Regions from separate parts of the Homo sapiens genome. Here region 1 is linked to region 2. Evidence: chromatin loops called from intact Hi-C (ENCODE). Cell type or tissue: A673. All regions are shown on one strand. Links, peaks and the distances in the headings refer to the core of each region. The heading gives the core; the rest is flanking DNA.

Region 1 (5,376 bases), core at 261-5,260, 650 kb after region 2:
GAATTTAGACACAAAAATCTTTAGGAAACATTTCCAAAGTCACATAGCTAAGATAATATACGAACTGGGACTTTAACCCAGGCCCTATGATTTCAGAGGAAGTGATCTTATTTATTACACAGAAGAGGAAACAGGAGGCTGAACAGGGTCTCTCAGCTATGAAGTGAAGTGATAAGGATTCAAACCCAGGTCTGTCTGACTCCAAATCCTATTGCTTCTAATTAACTCTCTTCCCTTGTTCTTCTGCCTCACTTAGTGCTCAGTGAAGCAAAGTACCTTCTCCTACTTTGCTCCATTGACACTCTACAATGAGAATAAATTTATTAAGCATGTATTGTGAACTATACTGTATGCACTGGTGTTAGATGAATCAGATACATTCCATGCTCTCAGGGAGCTCCTAGCTTAGTACAAGAGACAAACAAATGTTAACAGAGAATTTCAGTAGAAGAAAACAAAGGAAGGCTTTCTGGAATAGGTGACCCCTGATCTGGGTCCTGAAGGAGAACTAGAAATTAATCAGAGGAAGGATGTTGAGTAAGTATTACAATGGTCCACGCAGTACGAACCCCATGAGCAATAGAACAGAAAAACACACAGGAACACTGTGGACAGAGGGTATAAACACTACACTAACTGGAGAGAGTAAGTTTTTAATAGAGGAGTGAGAGGAGGAGCATGAGTTTGAAAAGGTAAGCATGTCATGGAGAACATTCACAGCCATGCTAAAAACTGCAAAAAAAATTTATTTGTCTTGGCACCCTGCCCCATCCTGCTTTCTTTGCATAATGTCACTGGAATAACACAGTAATGAAAGAGAATAATCTAGCCTGCAGATTCTTTGAATATTTGATTAGCCTATGCTATTTCCTGATAACATGCAATCAACAATGTTTCATATCATTGTATCTCAAAGAAGTTATTTACAGTTTTCTTCCACTTTAGTCCTACCACGATTATCAACATAACACCTATATGTCATAATAATTGGGAGAGGTGATTACCAGGACAGATGGAAGGAAACAGCTTACAAAAGTGGCCTTTCACTGGCTTTCTCCCCTCTCCCCACTTTAGGTGTCTGTACTCAAAGATCTCTTGGACCATTTATATCCTGAGATGAACAGCATTGGCCATACAGCATTTTAAAGATCTCATCTGAGAAACCCATTGATATTGGTGCCAGGAATGCTAAGCAGATCTTTTGTGACCTCTTCAGCATCCAGCATTAGAGTGAAACTCAAGATTTATATGTCAGGTTTGGCAAAATCATAACATGCCACTCTCAAGAGTCCCTCTTGTACCCATGCCAGTCATTAACAATTGATCACAGCATTCTTTTTCTCTGAGAACAAACTTGACTTTGTGATATTTAAACAGAGTGGGCTTGGTCACCTCCCCAATTGATAAGCTAGACACACAAAATGAAATGTTCATGTAGTCTAAGCAAAGATTCTACTTAACAAAATAATCTGCTATATTGTTAGCTCTTCAAAGGCTGTGGTCTGTTTCTATCTTGTTCACCTATGTAATCCGCATTGACTAGGACATTGCATTGTTGCACAAAATGCATAATTATTTTTTGTTAAACTAACAAATACATAATTAAAAATATAAATAAGAATGAACATCCCAGAATAACAGAGTAAGAAGCTCAGCAAATTCTCTCTCAAGCAAACCAGCAATAAAACTGGAAAAATTACTGGAAACAACCATTTCAAGTGTGAAAAATGATCAAATGGCATAAAGCAAATTCAGGAGCATTTATTCAAGAAAAATTAGTGATTCCTAATAAGAAAAGTTGGAGTCTATGATATTTAAGCTGGGATCTGTTTTCCCCTCCGCTTCTCAGATACAGCTTTGAGGTACAAAACTTTCACACTGGGTAGGGCAAGGCAGACCTTAAAGACTGACAACTCCCATTCTTTCCAGACCCATGTTACACAGCATCTGTTGTGGGCAAGTAGAGAATACTGCTACATCCAACAGCTTCCATTACCTGTGGCACCTTATTGTGGAAGTTCTAAACAAGGTCATGGCTGGTCATAAGAACTTGCAGCTCTTCAACCCTGCCCAAGAGAGGCTGATTTTACATGAAGCAGAATATGGAAGATCTTAGATACAAAAAATTCCCTGAAAGCTAAAATTTCAGTGATACTAACAAAATTCACAGCAACGTACCCCAGAGGTAGAGAAAAATCAGAATCAAGAGTTGATAAAATATATTAACTAAAGCATCTAGTTTTCAACAAAAATTTATGAGGCATACAAGTAAAAAAGGAAAATGAGACCCACAAACAACAATGCCCACCTCTGCCACTTGTAGCCAGCAGGCCATGCCTGCTAGAGCTTCCAGCCCAGCAGTTCCTCTTCTTTCTGAACTCTGCCAGTGGACACAGCCTCCTGTTATCCAGGGAAACAGAAAAACTGCAGGATAGGTGATTCCACAACCCCCACCACCACTCATAGCCAGGCAGCTAGAACTTCCAGCCCAGCAGTCCCACTTCTGTCTGAACTCTGATGGCAGGAACAGCCTCTAGAATATAACCCAACAGCAGGTCAGGCAACTGCACCCAAACCCGCCACTCATAGCCAGGAAATCCATGTCTGATAGAGCTTCCAGCCCAGCATTCCCACATCTGCCTGAACTCTGTGTGTGGCCACAACTTCTTGAACCCCCGGAAAGCACCTAGACAGGGGATTAAGTGACCCCACCCCATCCCACAGCTCTTAGATGATCAGGACTTGGTGGTGGCCAAGCAAGGGTGAGCCCTCGTTCTCAGATCACTGAGAGAAGTGGAGATACCCAGGTTCATGGGCTGGCAGAGGATTGGGGTGTGCCTTGTTCCACAGGGCCAGCCTGGCAAGGATATGACCTGTCTACTAAATGTGGTCCCTGCCTGAGGGAGCCCATGGACCAGAACACCTAACAAAAGAAGTGAGGGCATGGAACCAGTGATCGAAGGGGGCTCCTCCAAAGCCCAGGAGCCATCTAGGTGAGCGAGTCACCTCTCTCCCCCACACCACAGAGGACTACTGTCATCTTGGCCAGAACACCGAAGAGCCCTGAAAGAGAGTAGGAAGAGCCTATCTGCCTGCTAGCACTCTTAAGCGCCACCTGCTGGATCTCAGGTCAAAATGCAAACCTAAAATATTTTGCAAGTATGTATCACCTGTGAAAACTAAGGAAAAGATCCAGCCAGAAATAAACATTCTGTACAAAGTCATGACCCTTTGAAATATACCCAGAAACAAAGCCAGCTGACTATCCTCAACTTATCTCACGGGTGAAGAAACATCAACCCTTACACATGAGAAAGAATGAATCCAAGAACTGGCAACTCAAAAAGCCAGTGTTTGCCCTTACCTATAAACGTACACATTAGCCTCCCAGAAATGGTTCTTAACCAGAGTGAGCTGACTGTGGACATAGAATTCAGAAGCTGGATGACAAGGAAGCTCAGTGAGAATGAGGAGAAAGTTGAAACATAATCCAAGGAATCCAATAAAACAATTCAGTAGCTGAAAGATAAAATATCCATTTTAAGAAAGAACCAAATTAAATTTTTGGAACTGAAAAATTTACTTCCAGATCTCCACAATAGAATCTGAAGCATCAGCAGCAGAAAAATTAAGATGAAGAAAGAATCTCTGAGCTGGAAGACCAGCTTATACAATCAACTCAGTCAGACAAAAATAAAGAAAAAAGAATTTTTGAAAATGAAAAAATCCTTTGAGAAATATGGGATTATGTAAAGATACCAAATGTATGACTCATGGTGTTTTCAAAAGAAAAGGAGAGAGAGTAACTTGTAAAACATATTTGAGGATATAGTCCATGAAAATTTCCCCAAACGTCCCAGGGAGGAGGACATACAAATTCAATAAATACACAAACCCCCTGTAGATACTACACAAGATGACAAACCGGAAGGTACATAGTCATCAGATTCACCAAGATCAACTCAAAAGAAAAACTCTTAAAAGTAGCTAAAGAGAAAAATCAGGTTACCTACAAAGTAAACCCCACCAGACTCTCTGTAAGAACTCTCTGTAAGAAACCTACAAGTGAGAAGAGATTGGGGGCCTATTTTCAATATTGTTACAGTGAAGAATTTTCAACCAAGAATATCATATTCCATGAAACTAAACTTCATAAGCAAACGAGAAATAAAATTCTTCCCAGACAAGCAAGTACTAAAGGAATTTATTATTACCAGACCACCCTTACCCGAGTTCTTTAAGAGAGTGCTAAATATGAAAATAAAGGACCAAAACTTGCTACCTCAAAAATCCACTCAAGCACATGGCCCATAAACAATATAAAGCAGCTATGCAGTCAAGTCTAAAAAACAGTCAACAACATGATGACAGGATCAAAATCTCATAAATTAATACTAACCCTGAATGTAAAGGGTCTAAAAGTACCACTTAAAATGCATAGAGTGGCAAGCTAGATAAAAAGATAAAACCCAACAATCTACTGTCTTCAAGAGACCCATTTCAACTGCAATGACACCCACAAGTTCAAAGTAAAAGGATGGAGAAAGATCTATCAAGCAAATAGAAAACAACAACAACAAAAGATCAGGAGTCATTATTCTTACATTAGATTAACAAATTTTAAACCAGCAACGGTCATAAAAGACAAAGAAGGGTAATACTTAATAATAAAGAGTTCAATTCAACAGGAAGTCTTAACTATCCTAAACATATACACACCCAATGTAGAAGTACCTGGATTCATAAAGGAAGTTCTTCCTAACCAATGGAAAGATTTAGACAGCCACAAATAATAACGGGGGATTTTAACATCCCACTCACTGAGTTAGACAGATCACTGAGGCAGAAAACTAACAAAGAAATTCTGGATTGAAACTTGACATTTGATCAATTGGACCCAATCAACCTCTACAGAGTACTCCACACAACAACCACAGAATATATATTTTTCTCATCCATACACAGAACATATTCTAAGGTCCACCACATCCTTGGACATAAAGCAAATCACAATAAATTCAAAGAAATCAAAACCATACCAAGCAAACTCTCAGACCATAGTGCAATAAAAGCAGAAATCAATACCAAGATCTCTCAAAACTACCAGAAAATGGAAATTAAACAACTTTCTCCTGAATAACTCTTGGGCAAAAAACAAAATTAAGACAGTAATTAAAAATTACTTTGAAATTAATGAAATAGGAGACACAGCTTACCAAATCTTTGAGATGCAGTTAAAGCAGTGGTAAGAGACAAATTTGTAGTGCTAAACACCTTCATCAAGAGGTTAGAAAGATGTCAAATTAACAACCTAAAGACAGTCAGATAAACAAGAAAAAAGAACATCCAACTCCGAATAAAGTAGAAGAAAATAAA
Region 2 (5,376 bases), core at 177-5,176:
CAGGTTTCTCTTTGCCTCTTGTTGTGTATGCCACCATGCAGTGAGGCACCCCTGAACTAGGTCCTTCAGGACAGCTGCTGTGGCGTGAAGCTGCCACTTCTTGTTCTTATTGTCTTTCTGGTTCTTCTTCCTCTTCCTCCTCCTCCTCTTTTTTCTTTTTCTTTTTCTTCTACTCCTTCTCCTTCTCCTTCTCATTTTTCTCTTCTTTCTTCTCTTTTTCCTTTCACTTTTGGCTCTTGGCGGGTCAAGCATTATACTGAGACTGCTTCTTCCTCTGCTCCTGGTGATGCAGGATGCCCCTTTGCAGAACAAAAGTGAGAAAGGCCTCATTTGTTCTTAAAGGAGCAGATATGAAGGTCACCAGTTCAGTCCCTCTGGTGTTCCACAAAGGCGCCAATGTGTTACTTTTCATGAAATGTCACCATGAACCCACCCCTTAACCTGTTCCTCATGGCTCACCATTCTTTCCCATTCTCTTTGTGGATGCTCTAAATGTGTAATCCTGAGCCAGCAGGAGCCTTGGCAAGTTGTCCCCCTTTGTCTTTTCTTTCAATCCAGCCATGTGAACACAACGATCCAGATTTCAGTGTGTATAGGCAGGCTGTCTCTCCCACGTGCCCATTTGCCCACTCTCACTCACACAGGCAGGCACCCAGAGACCACAGACACAGACACAACCACATGGACTCACAGGGAAACCCCGACAACCACAAATATAATCACAAACACACATGCACAGGGAGATACACACACAGACACAAAGACATACACTAACACATGCACACTCACAAACTCATAGACACACACACACACACACACACACACACACACACACACAAATCCTCACACAGGCCCAGGGGTGCGGGCTCAAGCATTCACCCACACAGACGCACACACACATGTGTCGCCATAGCCACCAGACTGCCCACGAACTCTCCCATAAAGGCTCTCAGTCGGCCACAGGCAATGGGCTATGGGTGAGGATTCCTGGCTCCAGGCCTGGGTCATTATGCTGTTGATTGGGCACCTAAGGCCTTCTCCTGAGAATGAATGCGGGAAGTCTGTTATCAGATAAGCCCCAGCAGCCAGTGTGAAACTGGAGCCTCCTGGGTCAACCTGCTTAAAAAGGGACCACACCTTGGGTAGAGGCAGACAGTCCCCTTGGGACCCTTGGCCCTCTGTGATGCCATGGGAATCTGTGTTGCGTGGTGGCCTTCCCCAGTTCCCCTAAGCCACCCTCATGTCACCCCTCCCCCCCACCCCATGTGAAAGCCAGGACAGCCTGCACAGAGTCAGACTTCAGTCAGTTGCTGAGTATCCCCTCTGAGGGAGATTCCTGCCACACGCCCTGTGACTGCCTGTTGAGCTGTTCGCTCATTTTGGTGACCTCCATGTGCCAGCCCAAGGTGGTAAACTCTATCTGGAGCTCCAGGCTTTGGGAGAACCACCAGTCCTGCAGCAAAACCTTGGGTAATTCAGCTGGGTGACCAGCACCTTGTCCTGGGGCGGCAGCCCCATGATCCCAGTCTTCCTGTGGTTTCCCAGTGGCCATGATTATGTATCATTTGTCTTCTATTTTTCTGCATGAGCATGAGCCATGAAACCTGGAGAGGGCCAAAGGAAAAGCAAAGGCTGGCGGCATAAAGAGGATTTCCGCAGTGTCTCCTGCCTACTGGTCCTAGGTCGTAGGGTCCCTTAAGTTTGGTGGTCAACCTGAGACCAGGTGGCTGGCTCCTTTTTATCCTCCCTGTCTTTTTTTTGTTTCTCTTTCCCTTTTCTTTTTTTCACATTGGAAAGGGTGGAGGCCGTCGGATTGGAGGGGCAGGGTTAAGCTTGTAGTTGGCCTTTGTAGAGCCATAGTGCCATCGAGCGGAATCTGTTTCTGGAAACTGGAGGCAGCTGGGCATGAGTGCTGGAGAAATCCCAGGAGCACGAAAGAGATGGTGGCGGTGTGGGGCCCCCAGGCTGAAGCTGGACGAGAGAGGAACTCCTGGCTGGCCCTTTGCCCTTGCTCATTACCAGGATGGCACCCGGGCTCCACAGCCCTCTCCGAAAAAAGGGCAGGAAGGGGCGGCCCTCCATGGGTTCCCCTGGCCATCTCCAGGAATTGCCGGGCAGGAGTCGTCCCGCCCACAGCACCCCACAGCTCCTTGGTTCACTGGGAGGATAGGGGACCTCTGGCCCCAGCGTGATTCCAGGCAAGGGCACCCCAGAACTCCCCACAAAAGAGACCAGTGTAAACGACCCCAGTCTCGGCCGTCAGTAGTCAGTGGCTTCCCTTAAGCCCACCTCAAGATGGCTGCCAGGGCACCTCCGCACTCTGGACTGACTGGTCTTGGGGCTGCCTGGCTGCTCTGTCCCTGGGCCTCTAGATTAGCTGCTTCTCCGTGGGGTCCAAATGGCAGGCACACTTCCTTCAAAGGTTTAAAACCGCGATGGGGGAAACTCTGGCTTAGTCAGAGTCCACCCAGCCCGACATATTCTCGCTGAAGTCTGTGCCTGTCAGAAGGCAAGTATCCCTGCAGCCGGTCGTGTTCAGAAACAACTGCCGCTGGATGGCAGTGTGGCTCCAGAAATGGCAGTCACTTATTTCCCTTGCTTTTCTCTTTCTCCTTTTGCTTCCAACAAAACAAAACAAAACAAAAAGAAAAGAAAGAAAGAAAGAAACCGGCCAAGGAGCGCTCACCTCATCTACAGCAGGACTCCCCACCTACATGGTCTCTTTGGGGAAACCTGCAACATGCGAAAGGCTCTCTGCCTCCCTCCTTCCCTCTGGATTCCTCTCTGGGCAGGGGTCCCAGTGAGCCAGAGGAGCCTATCCTCAAGAAATCCCACCCTTGGGGCTGTGGCATGGTGGGGATAGGTCGCACTGGGGGCAATGTGAAGGGGTATGGGGGAGGGGTGTGTGAGTGCATGGGCCTGCTTGTAGGCCACTGCTGATTACTTCTCTGAATTTGCACAAGCCTCCTAAGGAGACCAGGCTGCCTGCTTGTGAGCACTACGCTTGTAAATAGGGAACACACTGTTTCTTGGGGAAGGGACAAAAGCTTGGATCAAAAGCACCCAGGTCCAACAGGCATCCATAGATTGTTGACCCTTCTAGCAGAAGAAGGTCGGGCCAGGTGTCTGTCAGGATGAGACTCGACAGATTGGACACCTGTCCCAGGCCTTCAGCTACTTTTCTCACTGGAGCCCAGGCACTCATCCATGCCCAAGAGTAGGAGGGGTATTCTGGGTGGCTTCCACAGGCGGCTCTCCTAGAGAAAGCCACTTGGCATAGCTGATGGAGCATGTGTGCTCACTGAATGTGATGGCTCACCAGTTAATTCCCCGGGCATCTTAGTCATTCTGCCAAATACATGGGTAGCCAGGCCCCAGCCATGCTCACTTTCGCCTGGGCCTCCTCTGTGTTCCTGTGCTGGGCATGGAAGTGAAGGTTGAGGCTGGCGTGTCTTTGCAGATGGTGAGGTGGCTGTTCCTTGGTTTGATACCGAGCACTCTGGGCTCCTCAAGCTGAATTCTATTGCTTGTCAGATTATTCAGCCTGGAAAATGGATGAGACAGTGGAGGACAAATTGTGCCACCCCTTTTGGGTCTCCAGGCAGAAATGGGAAAGCCATGCATGGGTCCTTCATACAGAACACTTGTTGAGATGCAAAGCTGTGGCCTCATTGCTCTAAAGGTTGCATGTCTTACCCATGCCTCTCAGTGACTGGAGAGCAGCATGGAACACAACCATCTCAGAATATTGCAAATGTTTTCTTTCTTCGCTTGTTACAAGTCTTCCTGGATGTGTAGGCTGCACTGGGAACGTGCAGAGCTTTAGAGGAGAGAAAATTCACCCTACAGGTTATGATTCCCACACTCAGAGGGGTATGACCTACTCTCACGAACGTCAGTTTCATGCATGGGCTTGCACTCTCAGGGCATTCCAGGAAGAAGGGCAACAGTACCATGGAACAGGAATCACTCCCTTTCTGTCACTTGTCAACAAATGTGGATCCTTTTCTCATGTGTAGTAATCACCATGGGGGCACCTCCAGTGCCTGCATAAGGAAAATGCAAGAAGAAAGGAATGCAGGAAGATCTGGACAGAGTTCTTCGGGGTGGCATTGGGAGTCTGAATGTCAGAGGTCCTCATTTTTAACATTTAACTCCCATCACATCTCACCTTTTTCCTGTCTTTATCTGTGCTTCCATACATCCTCAGGCACATACATGTATCCTCACCCATAGTCACTCAAAAGTGTAGGCCCAGGCACCTCCCGTAAAACCTGGATCCCATTGTCTAGACAACTCTAACTGGGCAGGGTTCCTCAGCTTCCAGGTTCTCTTTTGTTCATCTTTCTTGTCCCTATCTGTGTGGCTTTCCAATATTTGCTGGCAGAGGATGCAGGATGGGGTGGTGGTGGGGGCAGTGGGGACCAGGGCAGCCTCCAGGCTTGCCAGGCCTCTGTGCCAATGTGGTGCAGACCTGGGACTAAGGGGCTGACTCTCTTGGCTGATGGCTCTTCCTCCTCTGTGAGGCCACAGGAGGCCACTTGGGCTACTACCTGTCTACTTGGTACACTCTGCATTCCAATTCACTCTCATCCTCATTGCTCACTCTAATTCTTTGTGTACTTTTGGAGTTTTTCTCCCTTCACTTTTTTTTTATTATACTTAAAGTTCTGGGGTACATGTGCAGAACACGCAGGTTTGTTACATAGATATAGACGTGCCATGGTGGTTTGCTGAACCCATCAACTCGTCACCTACATTAGGTATTTCTCTTAATGCTATCCCTCCCCTAGCTCCCCACCCCATGACAGGCCCCGGTGTGTGATGTTCCCCTCCCTGTGTCCATGTGTTCTCATTGTTCAACTCCCACTTATGAGTGAGAACATGTGGTGTTTGGTTTTCTGTTCTTCTGTTAGTTTGCTGAGAATGATGGTATCCAGCTTCATCCATGTCTCTGCAAAGGACATGAACTCATCCATTTTATGGCTGCATAGTATTCCATGATGTATATGGGCCACATTTTCTTTATCCATCTTATCATTGATGGGCATTTGGGTTGGTTCCAAGTCTTTGCTTTTGTGAACAGTCCCGCAGTAAACATATGTGTGCATGTCTCTTTAGAGTAGAATGATTTATAATCCTTTGGGTATGTACCCAGTAATAAGATTGATGAGTCAAATGGTATTTTTAGTTCTAGATGCTTGAAGAATTGCCACACTGTCTTCCAGAGTGGTTGAACTAATTGACACTCCCACCAACAGTGTAAAAGCATTCTTATTTCTCCACATCCTCTTCAGCATCTGTTATTTTCTGACTTTTTAATGATCACCATTGTAACGGGCATGAAATGGTATCTCATTCTGGTTTTGATTTGCA

The links. A loop is a pair of places that touch in the nucleus more often than their neighbours do. Peaks named below come from ENCODE experiments on the same cell type or tissue, not always from the same donor. Only the 100,000 strongest peaks of a DNase experiment are listed, where the experiment ranks them.
Region 1: a loop joins it to region 2, with 3 times the contacts of the local background. A loop is called at or near these places in 11 of 110 quality-filtered maps.

Annotation. Positions count from the first base shown.
Region 1 is chrX:57,451,057-57,456,432 of GRCh38, forward strand. All of the region lies in intron 10 of FAAH2 (fatty acid amide hydrolase 2), which reads left to right. Among named protein-coding and RNA genes, the nearest start is that of ZXDB, 140 kb to the right of the region's middle. RefSeq lists a silencer at 460-754 and an enhancer at 3,062-3,201. In A673, for the core only: CTCF peaks have their summits at 3,122 (motif pointing left) and 3,325; no DNase peak of the experiment used is centred there.
Region 2 is chrX:56,801,179-56,806,554 of GRCh38, forward strand. The region is part of intron 2 of NBDY (negative regulator of P-body association); the gene reads left to right. Among named protein-coding and RNA genes, the nearest start is that of NBDY, 75 kb to the left of the region's middle. RefSeq lists an enhancer at 2,265-2,404. In A673, for the core only: a CTCF peak has its summit at 2,538 (motif pointing right); a DNase peak (open chromatin) is centred at 2,543; H3K4me3 peaks cover 627 bases; H3K27ac peaks cover 916 bases.